Regions from separate parts of the Homo sapiens genome. Here regions 1 and 2 are each linked to region 3. A link is a contact called in ENCODE Hi-C or POLR2A ChIA-PET data. All regions are on one chromosome and are shown on one strand. Each heading gives the region's core, a stretch centred on a gene start or an enhancer-like site at or near the end of the contact. The rest is flanking DNA. Distances are from core to core; before and after follow the strand shown.

Region 1 (4,386 bases), core at 1,182-3,681, 110 kb before region 3:
GTCAACAGTACACATGAAAGTGCCTACGTCTTTTCATTAGCTGGACAGCATGCTGTTACATGTATAGGTAAATATCCGACCCTCAGTCTAACCATACCTACTGGGCCTTTAGTTCCTTTCTAGCCTTTCAAACAGAATATAGCCTGGAGTTTTTCCTTGTCAGGATGATTGGTAGAAGGACTTGAAGTCATTTATGAGTGTCTCACAAAGGCTAACCCTTCAATAATGAAAGGACTATGAACATCAAGCCTGTCTTAGGTCCCTGAAGGATTGATACTTGTTCTCTGAAGATGGGCAATGTGGCGGCATTGTGAGGAGCTGTGCTCTGGAGCCACCTTGCCTAGGTTTGAATCCCGGCTTTGCCACTTGCTAGCTGTGTAATGTTGGGCAAGTGCCTTGGGTTCTTTAAATGCAAAGTGGGGATAATAATAGTACCTACAAGATGGGTTTTTATAAGAAGTAAATGAATTGGCATTTAGAAAGTTAGAAGAGTACTCAGTGCATAATTATGATCCAAAAAGTATTAAATAAAAATGAAGTTCTCTTTCCTAATGGCACAAGTGGTAACCCCTAATTCTCTAGCCTGCAGGCCTGAAGGCTCACCCTCTACTTGGTTTAATATTGATCTGGAAGGAGGCAGTTTCAGATAGAATCTGTATGTGGATTTTGCTGTATTATTGTTGGAGTAAAGTTGACAAAATCTGGATTTTGGCTTTCAGTATGGGTACAACAATGGCAAATTATCCAAAAGAGCTCTATGTTGAACATGTCTTTTTATCTCTAACTTTTTACTCTGAAAATATTCCAATTTATCAAAAAAAAAAAAATTAAAAGACTGGTACAATAAACACCGATATACCCTTCACCTAGATTGACTAAAAACTTCAGTTTGTATTTGCTAAGCATGCAGAAATTCTCCTATTTGATCACCAAATCATTTCACACCGAAGAAAATTAACATTTGATGAGTTCCAAAATGGCAGCCTTTCACTAAATGTTACTTTATACCATTAGCTTTTCAAAAATCTCCCATGTATTTAGCTCAGGTTCATTTTTTACTATCCCAGAGCTGGAGAGAACTGCTGCTTTTGGTAGAAACTGAGTACCATATAACACTACTTATACTGGAGGATTTTTTTTTTAAACTTAAGACAAACTTTTAAAAAAGACTTAAAGAAGTTTAACCTTTTGTAGTTATAGTAGTAGGTTATATCTGAAATGTATCTTTATGTCATTTGGGTCTCTAGAACATTAGCCTTTGTGGTTTCTGGTGGAGGTATGATGGGGTATAGTATGAATCAGGCTACATGTGAAAGTTCTTGGGAAAATATAAGGCGCAGTTATCACCGCTCATAGTGATCCGTCATAAGATAACTATGTCTGCCAGGCAAACACTTTTCAGAAAAGTCTGCTTCGGCTTGTGGGTTTGTTCCAGAAGAGTCGAATTATGTAATTGTACTAACCCCTGGGGAGCTCCTTGCTGGCCTTTCCTACTTTTACTGTTTTATAATAATTTCTCACTTAGAGAAGAATCTAAGGCCAGGCACAGTGGCTCACTCCCATAATCCCAATGCTTGGGAGGATTGCTTAGGCCAGGAGTTCGAGACCAGCCTGGGCAACATAGCAAGACCCTGTCTCTACAAAAAATAAAAATTAAAAATAGAGAGGAGTCTAAGTTCACATTACCGAAGTGACTGGAGATCACTTTTGAACAGCCTCACCAGATAACCCTCAGCAGAACAGCCTTTCTGACTAAATAGTTGAAGGCCTCTGAGACAGTCAGCATCACTGCTTTGGGCCCCATGGATGCCTGTAAGTCACCTTGAGCCCTGGGTCCAAGCATCCAGGCCTTGCAGAAACTAAAAGCTGAGCAGCACTAAATTCCCTCTGCTCCTCCCTACCGTGTGCAGGTCTGTGTGGTTGGAGCCCCTCACCCTCCATCATCAAACCTATCCTTGCTTGCTGGTCAGCTCTTCCTCCTTGAGAGGCTTTTCTTCTTGGGAAGGGATGAAGCTTTTCTAGAGCAGGAACTAAGTTACATTCATCTTCTTGGATTACGGATATGATGAACCAAATCATAGTAGTTCCCCCTGGTCTCTCATCCACACAGCCACCCTGAGAAGGAAGTGGTTTTGTTCCCGGGAGTGACTTTGTCCCAGTTGTAGAGCCAGGGCTTGAATTCTGGTGTGGTGGACTCCAGTGGCAGCTCCAGGTCTGCCAAGCTCTACTTGCTCCTCCTTGCTCAGCAATGCACACATAGTAGGTGTTCAGGAAGTCTATGGAGTGAATGTTGAAGAAACAGCCTGGAAGTATAGATGCCAGCAATCCCAGTTGGAAGGAGTAATGAGTGGACACAGCCACTAGAGGTCAGAATTTAGCAAATTTTTGTTAGCCCAGGAGCAGTCTCTGAACCTTAGGGTTGGAAAGGGCCTTGGAAGTGGTTTTCACCACAGCTGAGAACACTCAGGCCTAGGGATGGCTTGCCCAAAGCTACAGAAGTGCACCAAACCTTGAACCGTGCTTTGCCTCACACCGCAATACCTCTTCGAGCACCTTCCTGAAGCCTAAAGCATTTTTCATCTGTAAACAACTTTCAGTGACTTTGTGGAGCACCTTTTGTGTGCCAGATACTGGGTATACGGCAGAGAGAGACCATGCCTGCGCCTGCCATGGAGTTTTAAACTGTGACAACTGGAGAGGGTTTGCTTTTGGTAAAGAAGTTTGACTTTGACTCAAAGTTAGAAATACATTTTACATCATGACCCAATAAATTATATAATTCTAATGCATAAGATGTATATGAAATTAAGTTTCATGAATTAATATGTATCCAAATTACAATGCAAGATATTCTGTAACGTTCTATTTCTGCTCTCTTTGAGTTTGGTAAGAAAAAGTTGCTGATCGCAACCTACAAAAATTGGTTTCGTTATCCCCTAATAGGCACAACCCCCAGTTTGACTACTGCCGACGACCTAAAAGGAAGGAGCTGAGGCAAAATTAATACAAGCAGAGAGTTGATTTGGGCCAAGTTTCAGGATTGCAGCTGGGGAGCACAGATTCAGGTTTCTCTGAATATACACTCTGATTAGCAGCAGTGATAAGTGGATTTTTTTTTTTTTTTTTTTTTTTTTTTTGAGATGGAGTCTCACTCTGTCACCCAGGTTGGAGTACAGTGGCGCAATCTCGGCTCACTGCAACCTCTGCTTCCTGGGTTCAAGTGATTCTCCTGCCTCAACCTCCCAAGTAGCTAGGATTACAGGTCCATGCCACCACACCTGGCTAATTTTTGTATTTTTAGTAGAGAGGAGGTTTCACCATGTTGGCCAGGCTGGTCTCGAACTCCCAACCTCAGGTGATCCGCCCACCTCGGCCTCCCAAAGTTCTGGGATTATAGGCGTGAGCCACTGCACCTAGCCCATAAGTGGATTTTTAAAAGCCAAAAAGGAGGACAGGGAGTGGGCTGATACAAAGTTGTTTGTCAGGAATTCTCATTGGTTTATAGATAACATTGATTGGTGACTGGCTATACATTGTTAAGCCATAGGGTGTGGATTATAGTGTTCAATTTGGCATTATTAGGCTAATTTATAACTACTTGTGCCAATAGCAAGCAGTTTCCGAGGTGAATATGTAGGAGTAGGGCGTGATTTCCGTTTCATGGTCGTGTCTCTCTGGGCCTGATAATTAAAAGGACTTGCATTCTTCAGATAAAAGTTATTTCATTTTCTCATTACCAACGTTTAAGTCATTGATTTCAACTAGGAAAGAGGTTACTAACTCTGAATTTGTATTGTTGTATACTAGATGGTCTTAGTTTGGGGCAGAGCATAAGAGGTTACTAGGAATACAACCATCACAGATAAGACTTTTGGAAGCCAGGAAGAGAGGAATGAGAACAGGCCAAAGGTAGGAATCCCTTCTCACCAGGCAGCCGCATCAAATCAGGACTTAGGGGGAAGCATACGGAGGCTGCAGCAAACCAGCTCTGCTGTGAGTTTCAAGAGGGCTCCTCCCTGAGAAACTAGAGGTTTGGCACTGAATACGTTACACTTATACATGTAATTACCCCACAGAAAAAAGTTTATCAAGCACTAAAAATCCACTAGGTTACAGATAAAAAAATCTTTGATTGGGAATCCTTGAAGGTTGAAGTTCAGAGTCCCTGAGCAGTGGCTCCATGTCGCCGTGGTGACATCAGGGGCCTGAGAACAGGTGTTTCTGTTTTGTTTTTGTGATCAGGTAGATCATGCATTTCTGACTTTAATGTGCATAAAGATCATCTGGGGATCTGGTCAGAATGCAGATGCCAAGTCAGGTATGGAGAGGACAGAGGAGGGCCTGACAGTTGTGTCCACACTCAGCCACCTACCTTTTTCCTGCAGA
Region 2 (4,594 bases), core at 1,173-3,672, 76 kb after region 3:
AATCACTCCCCAATTCTGCAAACTTCTGGATTTCACAGCCAGACATCAAAGCCCTGCTCAGCCTTGCCTTTCCTGGCCCGTCCACCCACTACCCTCACTGCCCAGTCCACAACTGTTTGGAGCTGCTTGCTCCTGCTTGTAGAGCTTTCCCCCTGCATCCCTCTATGGATCCAAACCCCCTTGTCCTTTAAGGCCTCCTCCTCCAGGAAGCTACCTGGGATGTTCTGTAGCCCCCAGGACCTCTCTTTTCTCTGCACTGAGTGTAACCCCTCCTGTAATTCTCAGCGTGGATTGTCTGAGAATGTTGGCTTTCTCGTTGGACTTATGTCACATATATCTCTTCTGCCTGCCTGCACAGGCCTTAATGAGGTTGCCTACAGCGAGAGCTTAAAAAGTGCTTTTAGGTTGATAACAGCAGTCAAAATCATTATGTACCTCAAGAGCCCCACGTCACTCCCCTGGCCAAGGTTGCATCTTCTCCAGCCCTCATATTCTAGATAGTGCCCATGTCCCCAGTGACTGCTGGGCTCTGAAGGTCACCCCCAAGTCAGCTGTCTGGCAGCCCAGCCGGCCTCTTGAGCAGTTCCCAGTGGCTGTAGGCCCCGCAGACAGGCATCCTGGGCCCAGCAGCCAATGTCAGCTGGCAGACAGAAGGGTGAGAACATCAGGCTGGAAGTTTGTGTGTGTGTCCTTCTCTGCCAAGGCACTTGCCAGTGGGAGGGAGAGTGGTGAGGGGTGTGGCGGGCAGTGGAGGGTACAACCCTGCAGCATTCAGCAGAACTCCACCTGGCAGGTACTCAGCACCCTTCCACAGAGCCGGCCCAGCCAGGCCCAGCCCCCTTTCCTCTCTCTCCCGTGCCTCAGTGGCTCTTCCTGGCTTCACCTCTCACTCTGGGAACTCTGAACGGCAGGATGGCAATCTCCATTCCCCAGCGAGGGCCTGCTGCCCGCTGCTGGTGTGACCTCTCCTTGTGGCCAAATCCCTAGTGGGCCTCAGCGTGGCCCCTTTGGAGCATTGTGGGTCAGGGCTGTCTGTTTAGCTTCAGGAGCCTGGGCCAGCCACTGAAGCCTCAGACCTCAATCTCCTCATCCATGAAATGGGTGAGCACCTGCTCTGCCTACTTCAGAACACCAAAGAATAAATCCTGGGAGTTTTCAAGGGGAAGGCAGAGTGTGGGGAGCCATGTGTCAAAACAGGGGAACAACACATGTGAATTGTTCAGTGCCTTTCCTGCCCCCACCAGCCTCTCCCTGTGCAGTCTCCAACACCAGCCATTTCACTAGAGCATCCGGGGAGGGAGCACAGCGTGTCTGGCCAAGATAAAATGAAAGGAAAAAAGAAAAACCCTTTCGGGTCTACATTAGCATAAAAATGCAAGCCCTTTACATCTCTTGGTTTTGGGGCTCTGAGAGTTGGCCACTCCTTGGGAGGTTAAATGTGTCCTAATAGAGGGGTCCAGAGGCGTGCGTCCATTCCTGTGGGTCAGGGATGAACACACTTCCTGGTGCTCGGCGCTAGACAGAGACCAGTGGTTGTTCTGGCATTTGCGAAAGCCCAAAACTCTGAAAGTGGGGCTGGAATCACACCTGCCTGGCACTGTCTGCCAGCATCGTGGTGAGGTCCTTAAGGAGAAGCTCCTTTTGTTTCAGGGGCTCTGTAGGACCCAGGTTTAAACAGGTCTTTGCCACCTGTGTAGCAACTGAGGTGGGTCAGATGGGCCCAGGTATGAAAGAATAACAACAAAGACAATTTATAGCAGTTTCTGTGCCGGCCACTGTGCGAAGCCCTTTCTACACACTGTACATTGCATCTTCCCCAAACCCCAGGGGTTTGGTGCTATTATTGTCCTCGTTCTACAGATAGAGAAGTAGAGGCTCAAGAGGCCAAGAAAGTAGATCAAGGGCACCCCCCTGCCCCCACTGCAAGCAGCAGGGATTTGAACTGGAGGCCTCCGTCTCCAGAACCTGCTCATCCAAACATAGCTTGCATCATCCTATGGGGAGGGGCCAAGAGAGGAACCGTATCACCCGGGGATGGGGCGGGGTGGGAGTAGAGGCCCCAGGAGTCCTTGTTTAGATGGGGAGGGATGGAGTGCTGGTTGGAGGAACTCCACCCCTCTTTCCCAGCCAGGCCAGACCTGTGGACCACAGGAGATCACCCATCCCAGTTTGTCCAGTTTGAGCCCTGAAAGTCCCATGTCCCTGTTTTCCTGGGACTGTGGGTCACTGTACCTGTGGTTTGAGTCACCCCTGGACCAGCTGCAGAGAATGAATGGCTGAGTGGTCTGATGGGAGCTGTTTTAGGACACAGCTTGGGAGGCCTTTTCAATTACATTAGCCTCTGGCAACGCTAGAGGGAGATGCTAGCCCCGCCCTTCCTCCCCTCCTCTTCTTCCTGTGGCTCCCTGGCCGATATGATTCAGCAGCAAGTCGGAAGCAGGCTAGACTGTGACCTACCAGGAGTGGAGTCACCGGCAGGGTGGGGGCTGTCAGCACCAGCTCAGGGCAAGACTTGGAGCAAGGACGGAGTGTGGATTGGAGAAGGGGACTGATGGGAAGAGGGGGGGTTCTTGAGTTGTTAGGGAACTGAGCCCCAGCAGAGGGCCCTGCTGTCCTGCCAGACTGGAACTGGTTATAGGGCAGTGGGAAGTGGTCATGGTGTGAAGGGGGATCCCTGCCTTTGCGTCTTGCCCTCGTATGTGAGGGATGGGAGAGTCCCAGCCACTGGATACCTAAACTGCTTATCACCCTATTCAGCAGCTAAAAATATGAAATGGCTTTGCTAAAGGATGCCCAACTGGAAACTTCCAGAAGGTCTCCTATTAGGGCAGCGCCTGCTCGGGCAGGCCAGACACCCTGAAGGATTCAGGATTCCTCTTCGTTCCCACCATTCAGTCACAGCCTGGTGACCCCCACTGCCAGGACCTCAGCCTCCACCCCATTAACCCCATGTGCTGATCAGGCCCTCTGGGCTCTGCCTTCTACTCCTGCATCCACTACTCCAGGAAGGGGTGGTAAGTGGGCATTTGTCTTGAGCCTCAGAGCAAGGCCTGGGTTTTCTGGTCCCCAGTCCTGGTCTCACCCACTCACTATGGCCTTGAGGAAGTTGTCCGGCTTCTCTAAGCTTTGGTCTTCTCACCTGCAAGAGGAGAGCCCACACCCCCTGCAGGGAGGGACCCGGAAGTCCTCGGTGGGGAGGACTCTGAACTCTGGCTGAAGGACAGGCAGGCCAAGAGATATTTTCTAGAGGCTCCTTCAGCACTACAAGCACGTTGTTCTTACTGAGCATAAATGTTTCTTAGGGGTGGCTGGAGGCCTGATGGAGATTATGCAACACTGGAGCAGCCTCAGAATCCCCAGGGGAGTTTGTTGGAGATGCAGACCATGCAGTAGGTTGGGGTGGGGCCCTGCATCTGAATTTTAACCACTTTCTAGATGATTCCATTGAATAGCAGGCTGAGAATCACCAACCAGGGCCTGGCACAAAGGAGGCCCTCCAAGCATGTGAGTTTTGTGTCTTCCCCACTCTTTTTTTTTTTTTTTTCTTTTTGAGACAGAGTCTCACTTGTCACTCAGGCTGGAGTGCAGTGGCACCACCACAGCCCACTGCAGTCTTGACCTCCTGGGCTTCAAGCAATCCTCCCACCTCAGCCTCCCTTGTGGCTGGGAGTACAAGTGCTTGCTACCATGCCTAGCTAATTTATTTTTGGTAGAGATAGGGGGTCTCACTATGTTGCCTAGGCTGGTCTCAAACTCCCTGTCTCATAGGAACAGCCTGGGTAGCCTCAACCTGCTCAGAGCTGGAGAAGGCAGCCATTCCTGTGAGGCAGCCACCCCTGCCTGGGCTACTGGCAGCCAGGGGGATGGTCAGTGGGCCATCAGTCCTGGGCTTCTCCTGCCAGGACCAGCAGGAAAATTGTGGGACAGCAGAGGGTAGCTCCTCAGTGCCCTCACTCCCTGCCCTTCCCCAGTAGCCCTCAGTGAAAAGGCCTGAAAAGCTAATTTCCTCCTTGGGAGTGGAAAGTCTTCTGGGCAGGACACAGCTACGATCTAATACTCTCCTCCTCCTCTCAGGAATTCCCTGCACAGTTGAGCTTTTGGGGGGCACAGCTAGGACTCAGTCTCTGCCCAGTCTTCCTTCTGCAAGGGGGGCAAGCATGCCTTTGTTAAGGCCTTCCCTGGACTGACTGGTGGGAGCCAGGGGAGGGGGCAAATGGAAGCTCTCCCACCTTTCTGTAGTCCCTTTCCAAGGCAACGGTTTCCCAGATTCTCCTCCACACCATCCACGCTGCAGTTTTTATTCCTTCCAGTGGGCTTATAAACCACAGCCCTTCCCCAGATTGGGCAACCTTCGGCAATGGCTGAACCTCTGTTTCCTAATCTATAAAATGGATTAGGATGATAGGACCTTCCTCTTAGTGTGGGTGAGAGGATTGAAGGAGACATGGAATACCAAGGGGGTTCTCAAACAAGATGGGGAAGGAAGGGGAGAGAGTCAGAAATGCAGATTTCCTGGACCTTGCCCCCAGCATTCTGATTAAGTGGGTTCTAAGTTTTGGGAAAGGTCGATGCCTAGGAGAGGGGGAGCTCCCCA
Region 3 (4,594 bases), core at 1,986-4,485:
ATAAGTCCCTGCCATTCCTCCCCCTGGAAGGCCTTCCTCCCATTTCCCAGCTCTCTATTCAAGGCCTGGCTCTGATGTCTCTTCTGAGACATCCTTTTGCTCACTCCAGCCACACTGATCTTGTCCTTTCCTAAACTCCCATCGCCTGGCTTTTCATACCACTCAGCAGGTTGACACCCACTTAATGCTGCTAGTTAAGTCCCTTGTACCCATGTGGGTGTCCCAGCTCCCACTCGGATCACAGACCATGACTGACACTCCTGAAACCTGCTGATGTGGTAAAGGCCTGGTTGGGAAGGGACTTGAAGTAGTGAAGGCTTGCATGTTTTCCAGAAAATGGTCAAAGAAGACTTCTTTGACTTGTTAAGGAACTTTAGAACCTGGAATGGGCTCCCTGTCAAAGTTGGGGTGTGTTCTAGCACCGTGCTTCCTCAGCGTGGCATGAGCCATGTCCCAGCTAAAAGCATCCCAACTCCTTGCCAGGGTGGACAGGTCCTCTCTCTCTCCTCTCGCTCTCTCCCTGGCTGTTCCTTCAGGCCTATCTGGGGGGCCACTAGTATGGAAATGGTAGAAGAGTCACTTAACTTGAATATAGATCATTAGAAATGATCAAATCTGCATAACACTCCAGGCGTCCAGCTGGGACACCGGAAGGGCGGCACTTTAGCAGCAAGGACCTAAGTAAGACCCTAAAGTAAGGCCTACTGTAAACTCACCCTAATCAAACCCAAGAATAAGTCCTAACAATATCCACAGAGGAGACAGAATTTGGAGGTTGAGTCACATCAAGTTAGAGGTACTTGGAAAATACCTAGGACTTTCCATAGATCCCCCCTAAGAAAGCATAAAACTCTGCCTACGTAAGTTTGAGGTGATTAACCATTACTTGAATTGGCTACTAGAACAAAAATCAACACTTTTCAGAGAAAAATAACAGAATCCAGAGTCTCTACAGCATATTAGCCACAATGACAAGTATAAAATGAAACATTACTAAGTGGTCAAAGAAATAAGAAAATATGACCCATAGGTGTAAAAAAGTACTAGAAACTAACACAGAGATGGCCCAGATGTTGAACGACTTTCAAACAGTTAAATAACTAAAGGAAAATATGGATTTAATGATTAAGCAGATAGTAGAGAAATGGAAACTATAAAAAATAGAGTCAAATAGAAATTTTGAAACTTAAAAGTGCCATAATTGAAATGAAAATTTCACTGGATGAGCTTAACCGCTAGTATGGAAATGGCAGAAGGATCACTTAACTTGAATATAGATCATTAGAAATGATCCAATCCGTATAACAGAGAAAACAGAATGAAGAAACACACGCACAGTCCCAGAAACATGTAGTACAATATGCAGTCTTCTGACTTACATGTAACAATAGTCCCAGAAATAGAAGAAAATTATAATGGAGTAGAAACAAAACTTTTTTTTAAATGGCCACAAATTTTCCAAATATTGTGAAAATTATCAACTTACAGATTCAAGAAGCCCTGTGAACTCCCAAAGAGAATAAATATAAAGAAAATGGCTAGGCATGATGGTTCATGCCTGTAATCCCAGCACTTTGGGAGGCCAGGACAGGAGGACCACTTGAGGCCAGGAGTTCAAGATCAGCCAGGGCAACATAGTGAGACCCTGTCTCTAAAAGAAAAAAAGACAATTAACTGGGTGGTGCACACCTGTAATCCCAGCTACTCAGGAGGCTGAAGTGGGAGGATCACTTGAGCCCAGAAAGTCAAGGCTGCAGTGAGCTGGGATTGTGCCACTGCACTCCAGCCTAGGAAACAAAAGCTCGACCCTGTCTCAAAGAAAGAAAAGAAGGCTGGGCACAGTAGCTCACACCTGTAATCCCAGTACTTTGGGAGGCTGAGGCAGGCAGATCACTTGAGCTCAGGAATTCAAGACCAGCCTGACCAACATGGTGAAACCCCGTCTCTACTAAAAATACAAAATATTAGCCGGGCATGGTGGCACACACCTGTAATCCCAGCTACTCAAGAGGCTGAGGCAGAAGAATCGCTTGAACCTGGGAGGAGGGGGTTGCAGTGAGCCGAGATTGCACCACTGCACTGCAGCCTGGGCAACAGAGCGAGACTCCGTCTCAAAAAAAAAAAAAAGAAAGAAAGAAAAGAGAAGAAAAACCACACTTATCATTATTGTCCCTCTCTTCTTCTGTGATGCTCGCTGATGTGTCCCCTGCATGTAACACAGGGGACTGCTTAGTCCTCAGCTAAGTAGAATGAACAAATGAATTCTGAGGTTTCCCGCAATCTTGCATGGTCCCCACAGAGACTGGGTGGCCTTGTCTCTTTTTTTCTCTTTTTTTTTTTTTTTTTGAGACAGAGTTTCACTCTTGACACACAGGCTGGAGTGCAATGGTGAGATCTCAGCTCACTGCAACCCCCGCCTGCCAGGCTCAAGCGATTCACCTGCCTCAGCCTCCTGAGTAGCTGCGATTATAGGCGCCCGCCACCACGCCCAGCTAATTTTTGTATTTTCAGTAGAGATAGGGTTTCACCATGTGGTCAGGTTGGTCTCGAACCCCTGACCTCAGGTGATCCACCCCGCCTTGGCCTTCCAAAGTGCCGGGATTACAGGCGTGAGCCACCGCGCCCGGCTGTCCTTGTCTCTTTTTAAGGGGAATTTCTGGGTCAGGAAAGCCACCAGCTTTTTGTAGTAATGCACCCTTTTTTCTTGAGCTAGATAGAAAGGGCACAAGGATGAAGGTTTGAGGATTGGGGCCTGAAAGCTTGAGTCTCTGGGAGCTCCACCCTCTGGGAGGGGCGAGGAGCCGGCCTCTTGGGTTACAGATGTGCCCCAGCTGGGCTCGCCCGTCCTCCCCTCTCCCCTGCGTGGATTGCTGCGGAGCCCTGCCCTGGGAGAGCTGCCGAATCAGCTTTCTCTGGCTGGAGCCAGCGCGTGGAGCCCAGCTGTCCCCTATCTCTCACACGATCCACCCTTTAGATAAACAGCCTGGCCGCCTCCACACACTGCGAGGTTCTGATGTGGTTGCGAGGGGCTCCATTAGCCAAATGCCTCTCACTCCAGCCAGGACTCTGGCGATGGGCCCTGCTTTTCCTCCAGCCTGAGTCAGGCCCGTGCTGGAGTGACAGGAGAATCTGCTTCCTGCCTGCAAAGGTGGTCCCGGAGAACTCTCTGCTGGGCGGGGCCTTCCTGCCTCACCGCCCCCGCGCCCAGCCTTCTTCCTCCCAGAGGGCGGGGCAGCAGGTTCAGGAGACAGCCCCGCTCAGCCCCGATTGTTTTATCTGTGGAAACTAGCCCTGCAAATTGGGTACTGACCAGGTTAGAGCCCGCTTTGCAGCCTGCCTGGCCCTCTAGGAGGGGTGACATTTGAACTGTCTCTCACCGCCCGCCGATCTGACGTATTGAGGGCCAAGATGCTGAACTGTGCAGCTTTGCAAGTACAAGCCCCACACAGAATGAACTCTTACTTGGTTTGCTCTGGAGTCTGAGCCCAGAGATTTGCTTTCGTTGAAAGCTGACCTGTGGGCAGAAAAGGTGTCCCTGGCAGCTGGTTAGCTGTGCTTCCGTTTTCCGCGGCCAGTGGTCCATGGGGGTGGGGGATGACTGACGGAGAGCAGCTCCGGGGCTCTGCTGGTTTATCCTGGTGGTGGGATTAGGTGACAGGTGTGGCTGGGCTCAGCACCTGAGGTCCTGCCCAGACCTGCTGAATCAGAACTTGCCAAGAGCTGCAGATGCATGTTGAAGGTTGTGAAGCCTGGCTCCTTGATGTGAAGGCTGCAGGGTATGTGTGTGTCTGTGTGTGTGTGTGTGTGTGTGTGTGTGTGTGTGTGTGTGTGTTGTTTTGACGGAGTCTCGCTCTGTTGCCCAGGCTGGAGTGCAGTGGCACGATCTTGGCTCACAGCAGCTTCCGCCTCCGAGGTTCAAGCGATTCTCCTGCCTCAGCTGGGACTACAGATGTGCACCACCATGCCCACCTAATTTTTGTACTTTTTTTTAGTAGAGATGGGGTTTCGCAGGCTGGTCTGTGAACTCCTAGCCTCAAGCAGTCCTCCTGCCTTGTCCTCCCAAAGTGCTGGGATTATAGGCGTGAGCTACTGCGCCTGGCCATGAGGCTACAGTTTAACTTATTTCTAGCACCTAAGGCAGAGCCTGACATGGAGAAGGCATACAGAAACGGTTCTTGGGGGAAAGGAATGAATGCATGAGTCCTGCCTGCCCCTGCCCACTCCCCACAGCATCACATTCCCTCTGCACTGTGAGAATCTCAGACTCTTAGGTCTGAAAGAGATGGAGGAGTCGGAGAACATATGCATGTCAGAGCTGGGGAAAAAATGTCAAGTTTTGGTAGCCTAACTCCCTTAAGCCCCAGAGAGATATAGCACCTTGGGTGAGGTCTCACCACTTGTGGTGGAATAGCGGGTCACCTTGTTTCAGGAGACAGGTGGTTGAGATAAGGACAAAGCGTTCCATACCTGGGCGCGTGTTGCTGGGCCCACCTCTCTCCTCAGACATCTCTGTACCTCTTCATCAGAAACCTATGGAGTCATTTCTCAGAGGCCCCAATGACATGTTAGTTATCCATTTATGAATTCTCATTCT

Evidence for each region. Hi-C counts contacts between places; a loop is a spot of excess contacts on that map. ChIA-PET counts read pairs that join two places held with the same protein, here RNA polymerase II (POLR2A). Pooled maps may share reads with other maps.
Region 1: a pooled map shows a loop between it and region 3 (2.2-fold over the local background). The contact joins two enhancer-like sites. A Hi-C loop is called at or near these places in 1 of 168 maps with a recorded cell type or tissue (mammary epithelial cell) and 3 of 50 pooled maps. POLR2A ChIA-PET finds 5 or more read pairs at or near these places in 3 of 52 experiments (AG04450, MCF 10A and RWPE1).
Region 2: a loop to region 3 is called in a map with no recorded cell type, with 6 times the contacts of the local background. The contact joins two enhancer-like sites. A Hi-C loop is called at or near these places in 3 of 37 single-sample maps with no recorded cell type and 6 of 50 pooled maps. POLR2A ChIA-PET finds 5 or more read pairs at or near these places in 3 of 52 experiments (A549, OCI-LY7 and activated T-cell).

The regions. Positions count from the first base shown.
Region 1 is chr10:103,882,841-103,887,226 of GRCh38, reverse strand. STN1 (STN1 subunit of CST complex) reads left to right here. Exons shown (of 10, transcript NM_024928.5): 10 at 4,386. Among named protein-coding and RNA genes, the nearest start is that of SH3PXD2A, 29 kb to the right of the region's middle. Within about 2 kb of position 2,431, at least 2 of the 41 ENCODE cell types and tissues checked have a DNase peak (open chromatin) inside an H3K27ac peak, as active enhancers do; they include mammary epithelial cell, where a contact is called at or near this core.
Region 2 is chr10:103,694,464-103,699,057 of GRCh38, reverse strand. All of the region lies in intron 5 of SH3PXD2A (SH3 and PX domains 2A), which reads left to right. Among named protein-coding and RNA genes, the nearest start is that of SH3PXD2A-AS1, 50 kb to the left of the region's middle. RefSeq lists a cis regulatory region at 2,415-2,425, enhancers at 2,348-2,492, 2,928-3,037, 2,602-3,348 and a silencer at 2,658-2,717. Within about 2 kb of position 2,422, at least 18 of the 41 ENCODE cell types and tissues checked have a DNase peak (open chromatin) inside an H3K27ac peak, as active enhancers do.
Region 3 is chr10:103,770,977-103,775,570 of GRCh38, reverse strand. The region is part of intron 2 of SH3PXD2A (SH3 and PX domains 2A); the gene reads left to right. Among named protein-coding and RNA genes, the nearest start is that of SH3PXD2A-AS1, 26 kb to the right of the region's middle. RefSeq lists an enhancer at 3,259-4,229. Within about 2 kb of position 3,235, at least 33 of the 41 ENCODE cell types and tissues checked have a DNase peak (open chromatin) inside an H3K27ac peak, as active enhancers do; they include mammary epithelial cell, where a contact is called at or near this core.